2 separate regions of the Homo sapiens genome follow, and region 1 is linked to region 2. A link is a contact called in ENCODE Hi-C or POLR2A ChIA-PET data. All regions are on one chromosome and are shown on one strand. The core of a region is the stretch at or near the end of the contact, and the rest is flanking DNA. Distances in the headings are between cores, read along the strand shown. Region 1 overlaps BCAS1 (brain enriched myelin associated protein 1). Region 2 has its middle 85 kb from the start of BCAS1-AS1.

What was found. Hi-C counts contacts between places; a loop is a spot of excess contacts on that map. ChIA-PET counts read pairs that join two places held with the same protein, here RNA polymerase II (POLR2A). Pooled maps may share reads with other maps.
Region 1: a map with no recorded cell type shows a loop between it and region 2 (3-fold over the local background). The contact joins two enhancer-like sites. A Hi-C loop is called at or near these places in 5 of 37 single-sample maps with no recorded cell type and 3 of 50 pooled maps. POLR2A ChIA-PET finds 5 or more read pairs at or near these places in 1 of 52 experiments (Caco-2).

The regions. Positions count from the first base shown.
Region 1 is chr20:54,016,205-54,020,964 of GRCh38, forward strand. The region is part of intron 4 of BCAS1 (brain enriched myelin associated protein 1); the gene reads right to left. Among named protein-coding and RNA genes, the nearest start is that of MIR4756, 50 kb to the right of the region's middle. Within about 2 kb of position 1,812, at least 3 of the 41 ENCODE cell types and tissues checked have a DNase peak (open chromatin) inside an H3K27ac peak, as active enhancers do.
Region 2 is chr20:53,828,119-53,833,174 of GRCh38, forward strand. No RefSeq gene overlaps it. Among named protein-coding and RNA genes, the nearest start is that of BCAS1-AS1, 85 kb to the right of the region's middle. RefSeq lists enhancers at 606-715, 1,982-2,126 and a cis regulatory region at 2,048-2,061. Within about 2 kb of position 1,438, at least 29 of the 41 ENCODE cell types and tissues checked have a DNase peak (open chromatin) inside an H3K27ac peak, as active enhancers do.

The sequences.
Region 1 (4,760 bases), core at 562-3,061, 190 kb after region 2:
AATCAATATGAAAGACCTATTGGATCATTTCAGCTTTTTTTCTTACAGACAATACTGGAAATTTTTTAAAGCCCCATGCATAAAATATTGATCATGTTCTCAATACATTATTTTTAAACATTTTTTATTGATGCATAATAGATGTACATAATTTTGGGGTACGTGTGATAATTTAATACATTCATGTAATTTGTAAAGATCAAATTCGTGTACTTGGGATATTCATCACTTCAAATATTTGTCTTCTCTTCATGCTAAAAACATTCGACTTATTCTATTCTAGCTAGTTTGAAATGTACAGTAAACTATAGTCACCCTCCTGACCTATCAATCAATAAATTCTTAAATGCAGATTTGCTCATTCAGAAAGCATGTGTGTTTGAAGACTTTAAAATTGCATACTGCCAAAGCGCCACGGTGGAAACAAGCTTCTTAGTGGTCCAGGTAGTTGATTAAGAAATTATCTAAGACTTCAGAGGGAAATAAAATAACATGAAAATATAAAACCAAGAAATCTAGATTTCCATTGTCCTCTGGCATCTTTTCTGAGATGGAAATTGAGTCTGGATAACACAGATATAAAAATGTTCCACTTAGCCATTTTTCTTCCTCTTTTGGGGAAGAGAGAGGCAATGTTAATTTCAGCTGCTTATACTAATTGAACCAAGCCGGGTTGGACCAATTATCCAGTGTGATACTCTCTACTGTAAATCACAACATCACTACCTGTTTTACTACCCTGTGGACATAACCTCAGGATACTTAAGGCTCATCTCACACGGGGGTAGCAGAAGTCTAGCCCAGGGCCTTAGCATGGTACATCATCATTAATCCATAGTTATTAACTGATGTGGAGATGTTACATTTGTAAGATTAAATAAAGCATTGTCTGTTGTTCACATAGGGGGAGGGGGGAAAGAAATCTATCTAAGAAAGCAACGCACACTTGCTTCCCATATAAAGCTAGTGTACATTTTCTCTTTTCTCCCTCAGCAACTCCTCTGCTTGAGGGGTAAGTGAATTTGTCAACTTGAGTTCCAATGGCAAGTAAAATGTGGGTAGAGAATTAAGCAATAAAATGTTCTTCTCTTGTTTCCCTTTTGGCAGCAGGCTTTGCTTTGGGGATAGTCCTAAGGACACATGAGTTGGCACACTCTTAAGTATAGTTCCCTTATGTGTGATTTTTTTTCTTTTCTTTTTTTTTTTTTTGAGGTGGAGTCTCGCTCTGTTGCCCAGGCTGGAGTGCAGTGGTGCGATCTCGGCTCACTGCAATCTCCATCTCCCAGGTTCAAGCGATTCTCATGCCTCAGCTTCCTGAGTAGCTGAGATTATAGGCGTGCACCACCATGCTTGGCTAATTTTTGTATTTTTAGTGGAGATGGAGTTTCACCATGTTGGCCAGGCTGGTCTTGAACTCCTGGTCTCAAGTGATCCTCCTGCCTCAGCCTCCCAAACTGCTGAAATTATAGGTGTGAGCCACCACGCCCGGCCAATATGTGTGATTTAAAATGGAAAAATACTGCTGCAGGCAGAGTGAGTGAAGAGTGATTCCCAGGGTAAGCCACACTGGGCAAAAGGGATTTGTGGAAGATTCTTCTGTTCCATGATTAGTTCCTAACAAGCACAACCTTCCAGACTGGTGACAGCATTTCACATTTACTAAAGGAAAAATACCCAATGTTACGGAAAACAAACAAACAAAAACAAAAAACAAACAAAAACCACACCAGAAAACCTGCCTTTAAATACAAAAAACTAATAATCCACAGCCTAGAACACATTCGTCATCTATTTAACAAACACTTCCCCAAAGCGAGAAAACAGTTTTGAATGCTGCCAGAATTAGGTTGCAGACTTTCTAAGAATTGTTTGGCCCGTGCAAAGAAAGAAAGAAAAAGTCACATGCTATTCACTGACTGTTTAAACACTTCTCTGTTTCTGTTCCTCACCCAGTTGTGATTTTCACTCTCCTGTCTACTTTCTATCTCAAAACTCTGTTTATTTCACTCAGAGCTCTTTCTAAACTCTGGAAGTGTTTGCTTGTTAATTCTCTTTCTTTTTTAAATTGTTGGTCTCTCCACTAGAAGGAAAGCTCCCATGAAGTACACTGTTCTACCTGCTGGGGAATCTAAAATCATTCCTGGCACAAAGGAAATACTCATATTTGTTGCATGAATAAATGAAAGTATCCACTTACTTTTTTTTTTTTTTTTTCGAGACAGAGTCTCGCTCTGTCATTCTCCTGCCTCAGCCTCCCGAGTGGCTGGGACTACAGGCGCCCGCCACCACGCCTGGCTAATTTTTTGTATTTTTAGTAGAGACGGGGTTTCATTGTGTTAGCCAGGATGGTCTCGATCTCCTGACCTCGTGATCCACTTGCCTCGGCCTCCCAAAGTGCTGGGATTACAGGCGTGAGCCACCGCGCCCAGCCTCCCACCCCTTTTATATATTGCTTAACACTGGCTGCCTGATTGACTCTCAGGCTGGAATGACAGATGGTCATCTAAGTAGCTTCAAATTCTGATAAGTGCTATGAAGGATGAAGGAAGTAAAGTGGTCCATGATGGGTGTATTTACTTGATTCTCAACTGTACCCAAGAAAAATACCAATGCAAGTGTTATGACGAAGGACAACCTACATGGCTGCGCTGCTGGGAATCATTTGGTGAACTGGAGAGTGGGTGCCCCATCTTAAGGGACAGTCACAACTCACATTCTGTCTGGAAATATAGGGCAAAACTACCCATTATGGGGAAGTCTGAAATATAGAATTGTATTGACATATTATTGCTTTAAAATATCATCAACTTTGTTAATTCAAAAATATAATTAATTAATTAAAATATTATTTAAAACACTATGTAGGCCAAGTAAGATGCATCTCTGGCTAGAGGCCTTCTACAGATGGCTAGTTTTCAACTTCTGGTTTATGTTTTTTATTTTATTTTACTTCTTCAAACCCACAGCCAACATCATACAACTTCTGGTCTAAATGCCTAGCTCAACGTTCTCTAGAAGAACCATTCCTTGGAAAATTGAGCTACCTTGTTAGAGGCCCAACAGCTACATGGATGATTAAGTTTGAGAAACACTTGGTTAAACAAAGTGAAACAGGCGTGCTTGCTGCAGGACTTCTCAGAGCCTTTAGTAGGTGGATGTCCATTGTGAATCTTCAGTAGAGACTATAAAGCAAATAGATTTTCTGAAACTATTCCATAGCAGAGCCCTATTTCTAGGCCCATCTTATTGGACTAACGTTCCACAGACCAACTTGGAAAGTACTATCACGCTGGTTAACATTAGGTGTCAACTTGATTGGATTGAAGGATGCCTAGATGGCTGGTAAAGTATTGTTTCTGGGTGTGTCTATGAGGGTGTTGCCAGAGGAGATTAACATTTGAGTCAGCGGACTGGGAGAAGAAGACCCACCCTCAATGTGGGTGGGCACCTTCCAATCGGCTGGCAGCATGGCTAGAACAAAGCAGGTGGAAGAAGGTGGGATAAGCTGGGTTGCTGAGTCTTCCAGCCTTCATCTTTGTCCTGTGCTGGATGCTTCCTGCTCTTGGACGTTAGACTCCAGGTACTTTGGCCTTTGGACTCCTGGACTTACACCAGTGGTTTGCCAGGGGCTCTCAGGCCTTTGGCCACAGACTGACGGCTGCACTGTCGGCCTCCACACTTTTGAGGCTTTTGAACTTCTGCCACTACTGGCTTCCTACCTCCTCAGCTTGCAGACGGCCTATAGTGTGATTTCACCTTGTGATAATGTGAGGCAATTCTCCTTAATAAACTCCCTTTCACATATACGTCTATCCTATTAGTTCTGTCCCTTTGGAGAACCCTGACTAATACAACTAACTTTAGAATTTTTTAAAGATATAAGATGTTTCAAAAGTTTTAAAGTGTTTCATCTCTTTGAACCTATAGGCACAGTGGTTAAGTGTGTGGGCATCGGTGACCAATTTCCACCCTGCCACTTTCTAGCACTATGATTTGCACAAGTTACTTTACCTCTCCGTGACTTAGTAAACTTGATAAGTTATAGCCGTTACAACTTCTGAGGGGGCGAGTCAGATGGGACAATACCAGAGGGAATGATAACTCAAAATTTATTTTACAAATTAATTGCAAAAAACAATTTACTAGATATTTCAATGGATTAACGCCATGACATGTTAAAGACCAAATTTAAAATACCAAGTAGATAGTACAAATGTAGACTTGTACTATGATTCTAAAGTTTAAGTGAAATCGTATACACCACATATTTTGCAATGACTTTCTATTTCAACTTGTGTTAGGCAGAGCAGATAATGACGTTGCAATAATACATCCTAACAGTCTGAAAAGTTGAACCATGACGTGTACCACCCTTATTCTTGTCAGGTTCATTTAACAAACATTATTGGATGCCAACATGTGCCAGCCATTGTGCTAGGCATTGGGAATACTCAGTTGCATAAAAAATGGTCACGTCTCTTAAGATAACTGTCTCAATGTGTCGAAGTGGTCAGATAACAGAACAGCGTTCTCCAAATTTCAGACTGTGATCATTAGCAGATTTAAAAATAAGGTAGTGGGTCAAAACCAGCAGTAAACAAATCAAACAGAATAGAAAAGAATACAAAATCCCTGCAGGTGTTACATGCTGCAAGAATAGTATTACTTCATGAATTCTTTGTTTCATGTATGCGCATGTATATCAGCTCAAGTAAAATCTAGTTCTTACTATGGGGTCACAGTTAAATTAGAAAACTAAT
Region 2 (5,056 bases), core at 188-2,687:
TGGCTCTGTTCCACCTTGGTAATAATCCAACCAGTTAATTCCGTGGGACTTAAGCTTCTGGTCTTTGTCTGAACAAATCAGAAATTGCCAGAAAATGTTAGAACAAATTGTAGATCCCAGTTGTAGTGAAGGGTAGAATATATCCCAGAAACAAAACAAATGACTTAATCCATTGTCAGATGTGGGGGCTCTATGATTCATCCCTTAAAAGAGAATTATGGTAGGGCTTACTTCCCAAGTGAAAGAAAGACAATGTGCTCTTCCATCTAATCCGATTGTAGGAAAATTTCGGAATGTCACCTTTTAGAGTAAACATTGCTTGACTCTTAGATTAGGTCTGTAATTTATGGTGCAGGATCTCCTTTAGAGTTTTCAGTAAAGAATGCTGTATTTGTTCCTTTTCTGTTTGCAAAAATAGGCGTTTGGGTGTGACATCCCTTAGGGTGATCATTATCAGTGGATCATTTTACATATTCTTGTGCCAATTCTAAAATAAGCACATATATTTCTCAACCAGTTGAGTATCTCCTAAATGATGCTTTCTTCTCAGTGGGAAGCTTTGGATACTTATGAAAAAAAAAATCAGAGTTCTTTAAGTTGGAGAGTCCACGCTGATATTCATCACAATTTGCATTTGAATAGTACAAACTACAGGAAACCATGGTTGGGGGGGGAGGTGAAATTTTTATTATGTGCTTGGCGAGGAGTCTCTGAGTGTTTATAGTTTGGGAACGGATACTAGCAGAAGGCTTTCTGTTGTTGTTAGGGACGGCTCACATTCCCTTCCCACCCACTCACTGCCATCTACAGCTCAGCTTTGGAGTCAGAATAGCACTTTTCCTACGTTTAGTAGGACTAAGAAAGATTTTTTTTTCTCCCCTTGGCATATTCCTGCAGCTGGATATTAGGGAAGCAAGGAAGCTGTTGAATAGCTTTCTAGCTAACCACATTCATAGTATTCTTTCTCATCTTCCTTCAGAGTTTCTGTTTAGTTTTGTTCTGTTCTAAGGACCTATTTCCTCTCTAATGAAATTTTCGTAGGACCCTGTTGTTTGAATGTTTGTTTCTGGACCCTTTGAGGTTTCTTTACTGGCATTGTTATTTTGATTGGAGAGCCAATTTGCTATCTGTGAACTTTTGCAGATGCGTGAATCGTGAGTGAGATAGAGAGGTGACATATATTTGAGTGTGTGGTATGGGGGAGAGAAAGAGTCACTTTTTGTGCTCTTCCGGGCACGTCTTCAAACACACCATGCTGTCCCCCACACAGTGAGTAGAATTATCCCAACTGTTTTTAAGTTTTAAAGTGCTAACAAACAGAAAAAACAATGAAAATAATTTTCTCTTCAAGGATCTCTGAGAACTCTGGCCACACCTCATTCTTAAAAGCATAATATGTGAGTGACTAGGACAGAATTCTTTCCCTGGATTCCCTTAGAGAATGTCTCACGAAATAACGTCTCATGGCAATGAATCATCGGCTCAGGATCCGACCAGTAAGCCACTGGCCACATTTCTATTTTTAAGAGTCACTAGGAAAAGTTGGAAATAATTTTAGAAAATAAAGAAAATACTCTTTGGCCTTTCTTTCATTTTCTTTTCATTTGGGGAGTAAGTGGAGAATGGGGGAAGAGATCTCATGTCTTTGATTCATGTAAAGCCAAGTTCTGGAAATATAGCAAACGCAGGAGAACTCTTTCTTAAGTGGTAGGAACAGTCCTAATTCCCACAGTTTAGGTTATCTGGTCTATTTCAAGGTTTTGGTGCGTGAGGTTTGGTGTCAACAGCATGATATGATCTGTGGTATACTTAGGGTTCCCAAATATGAATGTAGAAGCATTGAAATAATTTATTTTATTGGATTTGAATTCACTAAATATAGCCCTTGAGTCATGTATAAAATCTCATTGTTCTAATATGAAACAAATGCTGAGTTTATTGTCAAGCCTAATTAACATGTCATGAACATGGGGCACCTGTAAATGATAGAATCTGAGTTAACAACAGCTCTCTGACTGTGTGCACGGGCTGTTTGGAGGGCTTCTTCATGCTCAAAGTTCAACGGCATTTAGAGTTTCAACAGTTCACTGCTTCAATTTTTGTTTACTTTCGTTTCCCCTGGGCAGAACTCTCTAATCTGGGTTTAACTTTTTATACTATACTTGTGAGAGGTGCTCAAATTACCCTACTCCAATAATAGCATACTCTTCATATGGGAAATTTGAAAAGTGCCTCTGCCCACTCTATACAGAATTTCCTGTGCTGTACATTTATCCTGCTGAGACAGGAAACACAATTATTGTTTGGAATTAAGCTAGACCCTTGAGGAACATGAAGTTCTGCTTATGGTTTCCCCACCCCCCTCCATCATCAGACATGGGTGTTGTTTTATCAGAAATAAATAAAAACGGATAATGTAGCTACAAATAGCTACAGGGAAGGAAAAATCTATTTGTAAGATTTTTATTACTTGTGCCTAAATAAGATGGTTCTCTGAACATTTGCTGACTGTTTACAAGAGAAAAATAATTATTCCTGGCTTGTAAGCCTGTCAGGCCATCACAGAAGAAGGTACAAACTATTTCCACATTTTTTAACCCCCTCAGTTTCTCTATGATTATTCGTTGACTATTTTAGCTGGTGACACAATGAAAAAACAGAGTCTAAGCAATTTCTCTAGGAATCAAGATTTATCTGCATTTTTTTTTTTTTTTTTTTTTTGGCCAGAGTGGCGTGATCTTGGCTCACTGCAACCTCCGCCTCCCAGGTTCAAGCGATTCTCGTGCCTCAGCCTCCCAAGTAGCTGGGATTACAGGCATGTGCCACCATGTTCAGCTAGTTTTTGTATTTTCAGTAGAGACGGGGTTTTGCCATATTGGCCAGGCTGGTCTTGAACTCATGATCTCAGGTGATCTGCCCACCTTGGCCTCCCGAAATGCTGGGATTACCGGCATGAGCCACCATGCCCGACCTTGCATCTTTGGATAATCAAATATTACCTCTTCAGAAAAGACTTCCATGGAAGCCCCTTATGAAATACTGCCAGAGCCCTCACCTCCCATATGGCTCCATTTTCTTGTCCTGTTCACTTTCTTCAAAGCATTCATCACTATGAAGTATTATATTAATATATGTATTATTTACTAGCTTATACACCTCTAGGACAGTGCTACCCAACAGAAATATAATGCAAGCCACACAGGAAATTTAAAATTTTCTAGGAGTCATATTAAGAAAGTAAAAAGAGGTCAGGCGTGGTGGCTCACTCCTGTCATCCCAGAACTTTGGGAGGCCAAGGCAGGCAGAGAGCTTGAGCTCAGGAGTTCGAGACCAGCCTGGGGAACATGATGAAACTCCATCTCTACTAAAAATACAAAAATTATACTAGCTGGGCATGATGGTACACACCTGTAGTCCCAGCTACTCAGGAGGCTTATGTGGGAGGATCGCTTGATCTCAGGGAGGTCAAGGCTGCAGTGAGCCGTGATCATACCACTGCACTCCGGCCTGGATGACAGAGTGAGACCTCATTTCAAAAAAAAAAAAGAAGGTAAAAAGAAAATGAATACTATTATATTTATTATAATAGTAGTGTTTCATTAAACCCAGTATGTCCATAATATTATCATTTTAACATGTAATCAACATAAAATAATTGTTAATGAGATATTTTTTATTCATTTTTTGAACTAAGTCTTTGAAATCCAGTGTGTGTTTTACTCTCACAGCATATCTCAGTCCCGACCAGCCCCATTCAAGTGCTCAGTGGCCACTTGAGGCCTGTGGCTACCATATCAGCCTGCGTGGCTCATCTATAAACTCCAGGTGGTCAGCAACTTTGTTTTGTTCCCTAGAGCATTGACGCACACACACTAAAGACATAGTAAATAGTCAATGAAGTAGCAAATGAATGTTAAAATTATAAAGACCACAACTGTTTAGCCAAAGGTCTGTGTATTCAATGCCTTCCAGCATGTTGCAATGACTGTAGTTTTTCTCTTTTTCCTAATGTTTCCTTCTTGCCCACCAATCTAAGAATATCAAAATGCAAAGAATGTCACTATGATCATTTGTTTTGTCATTGAACTAGTTTTTCTGGGAAAAGCCAGATACCATATCCCGTGGTGACTCTCTGCCCACACACCCCTCTGAATGGATTCATTAAAGTTCCATTCTTGCATATTTTTTCCTCTTGGCTCTATGTTCCATCCCTTTAATCAATTCTTGAGCTGCTTAATTAGCAATGATTCAAAACATTTTTTAAAAGATCACGCATCCGTTGATATTTTGCCAGCACCTCCTTCCTTTCATCAAGGCCAATAAACAAAAATGCATTTGGCGCCTTCTTTGTGCCAGATACCATTGCAGTAGGAACTGCAGATATACTTTAGCGTAGCGAAGACCCCAGTCCTCTCCCTCAGTCCAGTGGGGAGAAAGTCAGTCATTACGATGAGGATGAGGAGAGTCTGGTGGTACAGACACGAGCTCTGGTGATGGACAATGGAGGTTCAAATCCTGGTGCTGCCACTTGCAGCTATATGGGCTTGAGCCTGTCACAATATATCTCTAGCCCTTAGTTTTTCCATCTGTAAAATGGGGATAATAATAGTATGTACAGGTATTAGTCAATTTTTACACCGCTATAATGAAATAACAGAGACTAGGTAATGTGTAAAGAAAAAGAAGTTTAACGGACTCACAATCATGGTGGAAGGCAAAGGAAGGCAAAGGCACGTATTACATGGTGGCAGGCAAGAGAATGTGTGCAGGGGAACTGCCCTTTATAAAACCATCAGATCTTGTAAGACTTATTCACTATCATGAGAACAGCATGAGAAAAACCCACCCCATGATTTAATTACCTCCCACCGGGTCCCTCCCACGACACATGGGGATTATAGGAGCTACAATTCAAGATGAGATTTGGGTGGGGACACAGCCAAACCATGTCAGTACCTCATAGTGTTGTGAGGATTAAATTATACATATGTGTTCTGTGGTGAGCAGGTCTACGCAAACCTACCCCAAAAGTCCTAAGAAGCTAAAAGACCAAAGA